Regions from separate parts of the Mus musculus genome. Here region 2 is linked to region 1. The links are chromatin loops, found by intact Hi-C in ENCODE. Cell type or tissue: heart. All regions are shown on one strand. Links, peaks and the distances in the headings refer to the core of each region. The heading gives the core; the rest is flanking DNA. Region 1 holds the start of Matn2 (matrilin 2). Region 2 overlaps Matn2 (matrilin 2).

Region 1 (4,388 bases), core at 269-4,268:
TTTTGTTTTGTTTTGTTTTGTTTTGTTTTGTTTTGTTTTGTTTCGAGACAGGGTTTTTCTGTATAGCCCTGGCTGTCCTGGAACTCACTCTGTAGACCAGGCTGGCCTCAAACTCAAGAAATTTGCCTGCCTCTGCCTCCCAAGTGCTGGGATTAAAGGGGTGCGTCACCACTGCCCGGCTTGTTGTTTTTTTATTTAAAAGATTTATTTTATTTATGAGCGCTCTATCTGCATGTACATATGCATGCCAGAAGAGAGCATCAGATCCTATTGTAAATGGTTGTGAGCTACCAAGTGGTTGGTGGGGACTGAAATCAGGACCTCTGAAGAGCAGCCAGTGCTCTTAAGCCCTGAGCTATCTCTCCAGCCCCAGAATTAGGGTTTTTATTAGGAGATAGATGTCTGGTCTGCTGTAGCATCCTGCCATCCCAGATTGGTAATCCCAGAGTCTGGGAGTTAGCTCGGTTCCCTGCTACTGATCAGTCCTGTTTTCTCTCTGTCTCTCCTAGGATGGCCACTATCTCAGGTAATGTTTCCTCTCTTAAGGAAGTTATAGAAATCCTCCCTTCTGGGCTGGAAAGATGACTCAGCAGTTAAGAGCACCGACTGCTCTTCTGGAGATCCTGGGTTCAAATCCCAGCACCCACATGGTGGTTCACAACCATCCGTAATGACATCTGACGCTCCTCTGCTGTGTCTGAAGACAGCTACAGTGTACTTATATATAGTAATAAATAAATGCTTAAAAAAAGAAATCTTGCCTTCTATAATTTTTTATTAGATATTTTCTTCATTTACATTTCAAATGCTATCCCCAAAGCCCCCTATACCCTCCTCCTGCCCTGCTCCCCAACCCACCCACTCCTGCTTCCTGGTCCTGGCATTCCCCTGTACTGGGGCATATGATCTTCGCAATACTAAGGGCCTCTCCTCCCATTGATGGCCGACTAGGCCATCCTCTGCTACATATGCAACTAGAGACACAGCTCTGGGGAGTACTGGTTAGTTCATATTGTTGTTCCTCCTATAGGATTATAGACCCCTTTAGCTCCTTGGGTACTTTCTCTAGCTCCTTCATTAGGAGCCCTGTGATCTATCCAATAGATGACGGTGGGCATCCACTTCTGTATGTGCCAGGCATTGGCATAGACTCACACAAGAGAGCTATGTCAGGGTCCTGTCAGCAAAATCTGTCTGGCATATGCAATAGTGTCTGGGTTTGGTGGTTGTATATAGGATGGATCCCCGGGTGGGTCAGTTTCTGGATGGTCTTTCCTTCTGTCTTAGCTCCGAACTTTGTCTCTGTAACTCCTGTCTCTGTAACACAATGGAGTACTACTCAGCAATTAAAAACAATGAATTCATGAAATTCTTAGGCAAATGGACGCATCTGGAGGGTGTCATCCTGAGTGAGGTAACCCAATCACAAAAGAACACACATGGTATGCACTCACTGATAAGCGGATATTAGCCCCAAAACTTAGAATATACAAGATACAATTTGCAAAACACATGAAACTCAAGAAGGAAGACCAAAGTGTGGATACTTTGTTCCTTCATAGAATGGGGAACAAAGTACCCATGGAAAGATTTAAGTTTTTGAGTCTGATCTGAACTAGCATCTTAATGGCCTTTCCCATCCCAGTGGCTGGTCCAGGGCCAGTGGATACTAGTAATATGAATTGGCGCTGGTGGGGCTGTCCTAGACTGCCAAGACAACTTCTGGCTGTGTCATCAGTCATCTTAAGTCTCACCACTTCTTTCTTCATCATCGTGCTCCATGGATGCCTCCCGAAGAAAATGATTCTCAATTCATGTTATATGACTCCAGCTGTGTCTCCTGTTACCAGGAAACCCTCACCCCACTTCACTCCCGCCCCAGACCCACACGCTCCCTAAAGTCTCCAGTTACTCCAACCTCTGGAGATCCATTCATTCCACAGGGACTAGGGATGCACCAGGAGTCTGAGGGTGGCAGCAGGCAAGGAGAGCGTCTTTGGCCCCGAGCTGGGGGCTGCCTGTAGCGTGGGGCAGCTCTGACTGCTGCCTCTCCCCGCCTTCCCCGTCCCCAAAGAGGACACCCCTCCTTCCGCCCGCCCGCTTCCAACCCTTGTACGGCACCGCCTCCTCGCGCCGCCCTTTCAGGGAGCCTCCCAGGCAGCCAGCAAGCGCGGAGAGCGCACTGGGATGGGACTTGAAGGCGGCTTCTCAGGACACGGCGCTGGCGCGGGATTCTTGTTCGCGTCCGGGGATCGGTGCCCAAGGAGCTCTGCGGTCCTCTGCGGGGCGAGGCGGCGGACCACGGAGACTGACACTCACAGCTGCTCCCCTGTCTCTCTTCCCGGGTGTCGGCGGCGGTGGCTGCAGGTGAGCGCGGCGCGCTGACCCGGGAGCAGATGACCCACTGACCGACAGACGCAAAATCTGTCCCTCTCCTGGGGGACCCGCTGTCTCCCTGTGGAGAGTGGGAGAGAAAGGCGGCGCTGCAGGTCCCCTCGGCCGGGAGAAGTCCCGCCACGCCGGGCCAGGCGCGGGACACATGGGGCGGCAGTAGTACCCGAGGGCCCCGCGGGGGCGCTGTGCTTCGCTGCAGGGACACTCAGAACCCCTCCACACTGACCAGGGAATAGGGACTTGTTGAGTGGGTTTGCAGTGACAATCCTATCTACCAGGTAGAAAATAACTTGGTTCCTCCTGTAGGCTGGTACCTCAAGACCAGTGTCATCTAGATTTCCTTTGCTTTCTGTGTCCAGCTCTGGCTTCCTTGTATTTCGGAAGAGGGATAAGAAGAGGGCATTTTGTGTTGCTGGAAAACTGGACGACAGTTTGGGGAGAGGACAGAAAAATATGGGGACAAACCCTTGTAAGGTCTCCCGGAGTTGGTGTTCTGGAGATACTGTACAGTAATCACTGTGGCGCTCCCACAGTGCATCTACAGGATGCAATTCCCATTAGCCTTTGAGGAATGGACAACGAAGCTGTAAGGGTAAAGGACAGAGGTTTGGGAATCAGCAGGCCTCGTTCAAACCCCAGCTGCCAAGTTTACAGGCTGGAGTACTTGGAGACAACCAGCAACACAATGCCTCAATTTTCTCATGCATCTAGAGGGGATTATAATGCCTACAGGATTAAATGAGATTTCATTGAAGTACAGAGAATAGTTCTAAAAGTCTCTTACTGCTAGTGAACTCTGCTACCCACCTTTCTAGAAAAGGAAGGAATCTGTGTGAACACTGAATTCATCCCCTCCCTAATTCTAGGACAAAACCTTTTGAGGGATGCTCTAAGATGGCAGATAATGTATATGTGTTAGTGGAATTTTTGTGCAAATGTCCATTCGAGAACATTCCCTGCCTGCTTGCTTGCTTGCTTTCTTTCTTTCTTTCTTTCTTTCTTTCTTTCTTTCTTTCTTTCTTTCTTTCTTCCTTCCTTCCTTCCTTCCTTCCTTCCTTCCTTCCTTCTTTCTTTCTTTCTTTCTTTCTTTCTTTCTTTCTTTCTTTCTTTCTTTCTTTCTTTTTTTTCAAGACAGGGTTTCTCTGTATAGCCCTGGCTGTCCTGGAACTCACTTTGTAGACCAGGCTGGCCTCGAACTCAGAAATCCGCCTGCCTCTGCCTCCTGAGTGCTGGGATTAAAGGCATGCACCACTACGCCCGGCCCTGCCTTCTTTCAAAGTGATAATTTCACAAAGCCAGCCAAGATACCAAGGTGAGTTTGTAGCCAGGAAGGTTTCCTCTAAGCTTCCTGTTTATTCTGTTTAGAAGGTTTCCTCTAATGTTTGTTCTCTTAGAAACTCCATTGAAGAAGGAAAGGCTGCAGGTTTTCATCTTCTATCTCCCTTCTGTTCCTGCTTTCATTTCAGTTGACAGACTTCAGCTTCAGACCCCCACATAACCAGCCAGATCTCTTCTATAAACCCAGGTTTTGGAGGTTCTGGCTTCCAGAGTCCAGACCCAGGTGGTCAAGAGGCATGGGGCCTGAAGTTCATCGCTGAGGATATCATAGCATAATTGAAACCTGAGACAGCCTTGGATAACAGGCAGGTCAAACTCCTATTAGCTAAGACCACGCATGTCTGACAGCAAAAGGCTAGGTGAAAGCTGAGCATGGTGGTGCATGTCTATAACCCAACACTTGAAATGCAGAGAGGCAGGAGGGTCCGAAGTTCAAAATCATCCTTGATTACATAGTAACTCTAAAACAAACCTGGACTACATGAAACCCTTTCTCCAAAAACCAAAAGGGGAAAAAAAAAAGACAATTGGAATGAGGCTCAAGATTTTAAGAAAGGCAAAGAGATGTTGCTCCTTGAAAGACAAGGAAGAAAAATGAGCCACTGGAGAGTCTGAAAAACAATTTCCAGTTTGCCTAGAAGCAGTTCTTATTGGTA
Region 2 (4,388 bases), core at 145-4,144, 69 kb after region 1:
GCCCTGCCCTGCCCTGCCCTGCCCTGCCCTGCCCTGCCCTACCCTGTCCTTCTCCTTTCCTTTCCTCTTCCTTCCTTTCTTTTTCTTTCATTTTTCCCCTTCTCTTTTTTTCCCCCTCTCCTTTTCTCGATGCCAATAGAATCTCTCATTGGGTCCTGGAGCTTACCAGACAAGCTAGGCTGGCTCATCTATCTCTGTCTCCCCAGTGCTGGGGTTACAAGCACCTGTGTCTGACTTTTTATATTGCCTTGGGATTGAACTCAGGTCCTCATGCTTGCCCGACAGGCACTTTACTATCTGAGCATCTTCCAGTTCTAACATCAGTGTTTTTTGAAAGGACTCCAGAATGTCTAATAGACAGGGCCACACAGTTATTCCTTGCACTTTGCAGAGTCCTGGCCTGTCTAGAAAATAATCAGCATTTCCTCATTTGCTCTGTCTGTTCTAAGTCGTCTGGTACAAAAATAAAACCACATAGTATCTCAAGTACCTTGTTCATTTGTTTTGAAATGATACTTTTAAGACAGTACACGAACCGGGCAGTGGTGGCGCACGCCTTTAATCCCAGCACTGGGGAGGCAGAGGCAGGCAGATTTCTGAGTTTGAGGCCAGCCTGGTCTACAGAGTGAGTTCCAGGACAGCCAGGACTACACAGAGAAACTCGGAAGGAAGGAAGGAAGGAAGGAAGGAAGGAAGGAAGGAAGGAAGGAAGGAAGGAAGAAAGGAAGAAAGGAAGGAAGGAAGGAAGGAAGAAAGGAAGGAAGGAAGGAAGGAAGGAAGGAAGGAAGAAAGAAAGAAAGAAAGAAAGAAAGAAAGAAAGAAAGAAAGAAAGAAAGAAAGAAGGAAAGAAAGAAGAAAAGACAATACACGAAAATACACGAATTTTCTCTTGTTATTACAAAAGCTTTCTCAGAATTTTGAAGCCAGGCAACTGTTAGTAAATGACTAACGAAAAGCCCTTATACCCACCTCTTCTTGCTCTTCCTGGTTAGTACATCTGTGTGAAGGCTGTGTGGGAGTGGGAGGGGAGTTGGGGGAGGGTGTCTAGTGACCCTAACGGAGCCAGGCAATACTTGGAGCAGAGACACAAGCTCTTGCCTCCTGCAGAGATGGCTAGAAGCAACTGTTGCCATGAGCTGGGCCCGTATTTTCTCAGCAGCAAGACTTTGTGCTGGCTACCTGCGAAGGGACTCTAAGTCCCTTCGCAGGTAGCCAGCACAAAGGATGACCCAGTGACTGCATCACCATATAAACACATGCACCATTAACATCATGATGCATGCTGGGGAGGGAGCAAGCAGGGTCTGCGCTGGAGTGCACAGCCAGCCAGTGTGTGAGGCCAAAACTCCTCATAGCACCAGGCAAACTGGCTGTCACCCTCCAGGCACACTGAAGCCTGGGACTGAGGGCCCTAATACTGTTCTCATACAAGTCAATGGTTTTCATTGAGCTATGCTGGAAGTCTGCTAAGGTCCCCAGAGCTGAGAATACCTGTGACAGATGCTGTCAGTCACACGAGAATACAAAGCACAGTTTGGATGGAGTCTCCCCTGTTGAACAGAGTTCAGATTCGGCAGCCTACTAGAGGGCTCTCAGCATCTGGTGTTAGCAATCCTTCCCAAGCTCTCCTGCCCCGTTCCATGGAATTCCCAGAGTAAACTCCAAATGCCAAGCCTCTCCTGGTCTCCTGCATATCAGCATGTCCCCTCCGTCTCCATTCTCCTGCTTAGACCTGAGCAGTTTAATATGTGAGAGTGTAAATCTTAAGTTTTTTTGTAAGGGCTCCAGCTCAAGCTGCAGAGAGATGGCTCCATGGAAAAGAACACTGGCTCTCTTCCAGAGCATTTGGGTTTGACTTCCAACACCCATATGACAGCTCACAACTTTTCTAACTCCAGTTCTAGGGGATATGATGCCTTCTTTTGGCCTGCTTGGGAACTACATTCATGGATGTGGTGCACAGTCGTTTGTACACGCAGGCAAGCACCCATACACATAAAAATAAAAAGTTTTTTAAAAAGTGCCCAGTTTATTTAATAGAGATCCGTTTTTATCATTTTGTCAATTTAATGTTTATCTGAAAGCACAATACAAAATTCAAAGGCCAAGTACTTATTTATGTATGTTTTTGTGTATGTGCACATGTGTGTGTATGCACATGTGTACATGTCTGTGGAGGTCAGAGGACAGCCTCAGCTGTTGTTGCTCAGGCACCAGGCACCTTTTGCTTGAGGGTCTGCCTATGTCTTTGCCAAGGGTGTGAGGCAAGCTAGCAGGGAGTGCCAGCGATTCTGTTCCGCCTCCCATCTCACTGCCAGGATTATAAGTGCCTGCTACCAACTTTATATGCCCCAGTACAGGGGAACGCCAGGGCCAAAAAAAAAAATGGGAATGGGTGGGTAGGGAAGTGGGGGGGAGGGTATGGGGGACTTTTGGGGTAGCATTGGAAATGTAATTGAGGAAAATATGTAATAAAAAAAAAAGAAAAAAGAAAAAAATAAGTGCCTGCTACCATGCTTGGCTATTTATGTGGGTTCTGGGGATCAAACTCAGGTCCTCATGTTGCCAAGACAGTAACTTTGCAGACTGAGCCATCATGCCCAGGAAGGGACAATTAGAGAACCTGCATTGTACAAAGTAAATGAGACAAATGCAGACCCGTGGATGTTCATGGTGCTAAGAATATGTGACAGTAGAGGGCTTATCCCTAGAAAAGGGGCTTATGGCTCAGCAGTTCAGAGCACTTCCAGAGGGTCCTGAGTTCAGTTCCCAGCAACCACATGGTGGCTCATAACCATCAGTAATTGGATCTGATGCCCTCTTCTGGGGTGTCTGAAGACAGCTACAGTGTACTCATATAAATAAAATAAATTTTAAAAAGATTTTAAAGGCAGGGGGCTTTATGACACCCCCTCTGAGGCCAAGGGGAAATCACAGAATGGGGAGCAGAAAGAATGTAAGAGCGGGAATATGGGAGAAGGACCACAGAATGCACTCTCCAGGACATAGCAGCCATTGAAATCACGCTGTTCCAGCAGCCCTGGCCGCCTGCACTGGGCCTTCACAAGACTGGCCATAGTTAATCATAGATCCATAGGAACTTATGGGCCCGACTCTTCCTTGCTGAGCTATTGCCTACAGATGGATTCCTGGGGAAGGACAGTCATTATCTTTAGTTGTATACCCATTGGTAACTCCATCCCCCAGGATGTACTGGATAGTCCTAAACTCAAGGTTTCACAGAAAGCCCAGGGTAAACTCAGTGGGTCACAGGATGAAATGACATGAATATGGGGAAGAGACTGGTAGGGAGAAAGAAGAGCGAGAGAACCAGAAAAGTATTACTTGTACAAAATTGTCAAAAACTAATTTAATAAGGGATATTTTAGTAACAAGGAAGGATGATGAGGCTGGAGAGGTGGCCCAACCACAAAGAGCATCCTGCGGAGGACCTCAGTTCAGTTCCATGTCAGGTGGCTCACAACAGCCTGTGTCACCAGCCCCAGAGGATCTGACCCCGTGCTCCCTCTGTAGGCAGCTATGCTGGTGAGCACATACAAACACACAGTTAAAGATAAACTCAATCTTTGTTTCAGTGGTACAGACTCTTTTTTTCCTTTTAAGTATAAAGATTAGAGTCAGCAGCTGACAGTTTTCTGGGTAACTGAGTTTTCATCACCCTTGATGTAGTGATGCTTTTTAACCAAAGGAATATCTCTTTAATTCATTCAGTCCCCTTTATGCTCTCTGGCTTTTGCTGATTTTAATGGCAGGATTGTAACTAGAGTGTCATTTCTGTCATTTCATGGCATCCAAGGAGTCTCCTTGCCAGAAAACAGCATCATCTTGTCTGCCCACCTGTGCCAAGGAGAGGCTGACTCACTGATGGGTTGAAGGTGCCTTTAACCTCTTCTTCCTCTAACGTATTCCTAAGCCCATGGCTGAGGAGAACCCCCATACACATGTTCCCATACTGCGTGTGAATGACCAGCTGCTCAGCACTTTGTGGATATGTGATGACTAACTCAAGCCAGACTGTCAATAGTCACTCCTCTGTCACTCCCTGTAATTTGGCTCGTCACTCATGGCATCTGGTGTCGATTGTGCAGGTGGACAAGCAGAGCACATACAAAGTTTTCCTAGAACCTTTCCTATAGTCAGATGGGAAGAGGAAAGGATGATGGAAATCTAAAGATCGGTGTTGTGCTTGGACTTGCCACGGGTCTATGTCAGTGTTCTGTTGCCATGAAGAAACACAATGGGCATGCCAACTCTTAAAAGGAAAATATTTAACTGAGGCTAGCTTACACTTACAGTCCATTATTGTCCTGGTAGGATGCACTGTGGTATGTAAGGGGACAAGGTTCTGGAAAGGTAGCTGAGAGTTC

Evidence for each region. A loop is a pair of places that touch in the nucleus more often than their neighbours do. Peaks named below come from ENCODE experiments on the same cell type or tissue, not always from the same donor. Only the 100,000 strongest peaks of a DNase experiment are listed, where the experiment ranks them.
Region 2: it touches region 1 in a loop (2.4-fold over the local background); 1 of 42 quality-filtered maps calls a loop at or near these places.

What each region holds. Positions count from the first base shown.
Region 1 is chr15:34,304,542-34,308,929 of GRCm38, forward strand. It overlaps Matn2 (matrilin 2), which reads left to right and starts at 2,140. Exons shown (of 19, transcript NM_001358780.1): 1 at 2,140-2,367. In heart, for the core only: a CTCF peak has its summit at 2,570; DNase peaks (open chromatin) are centred at 2,170 and 2,470; H3K4me3 peaks cover 1,258 bases; H3K27ac peaks cover 692 bases; H3K27me3 peaks cover 358 bases.
Region 2 is chr15:34,373,562-34,377,949 of GRCm38, forward strand. The region is part of intron 4 of Matn2 (matrilin 2); the gene reads left to right. Among named protein-coding and RNA genes, the nearest start is that of 9430069I07Rik, 18 kb to the left of the region's middle. In heart, for the core only: a CTCF peak has its summit at 1,926 (motif pointing left); no DNase peak of the experiment used is centred there.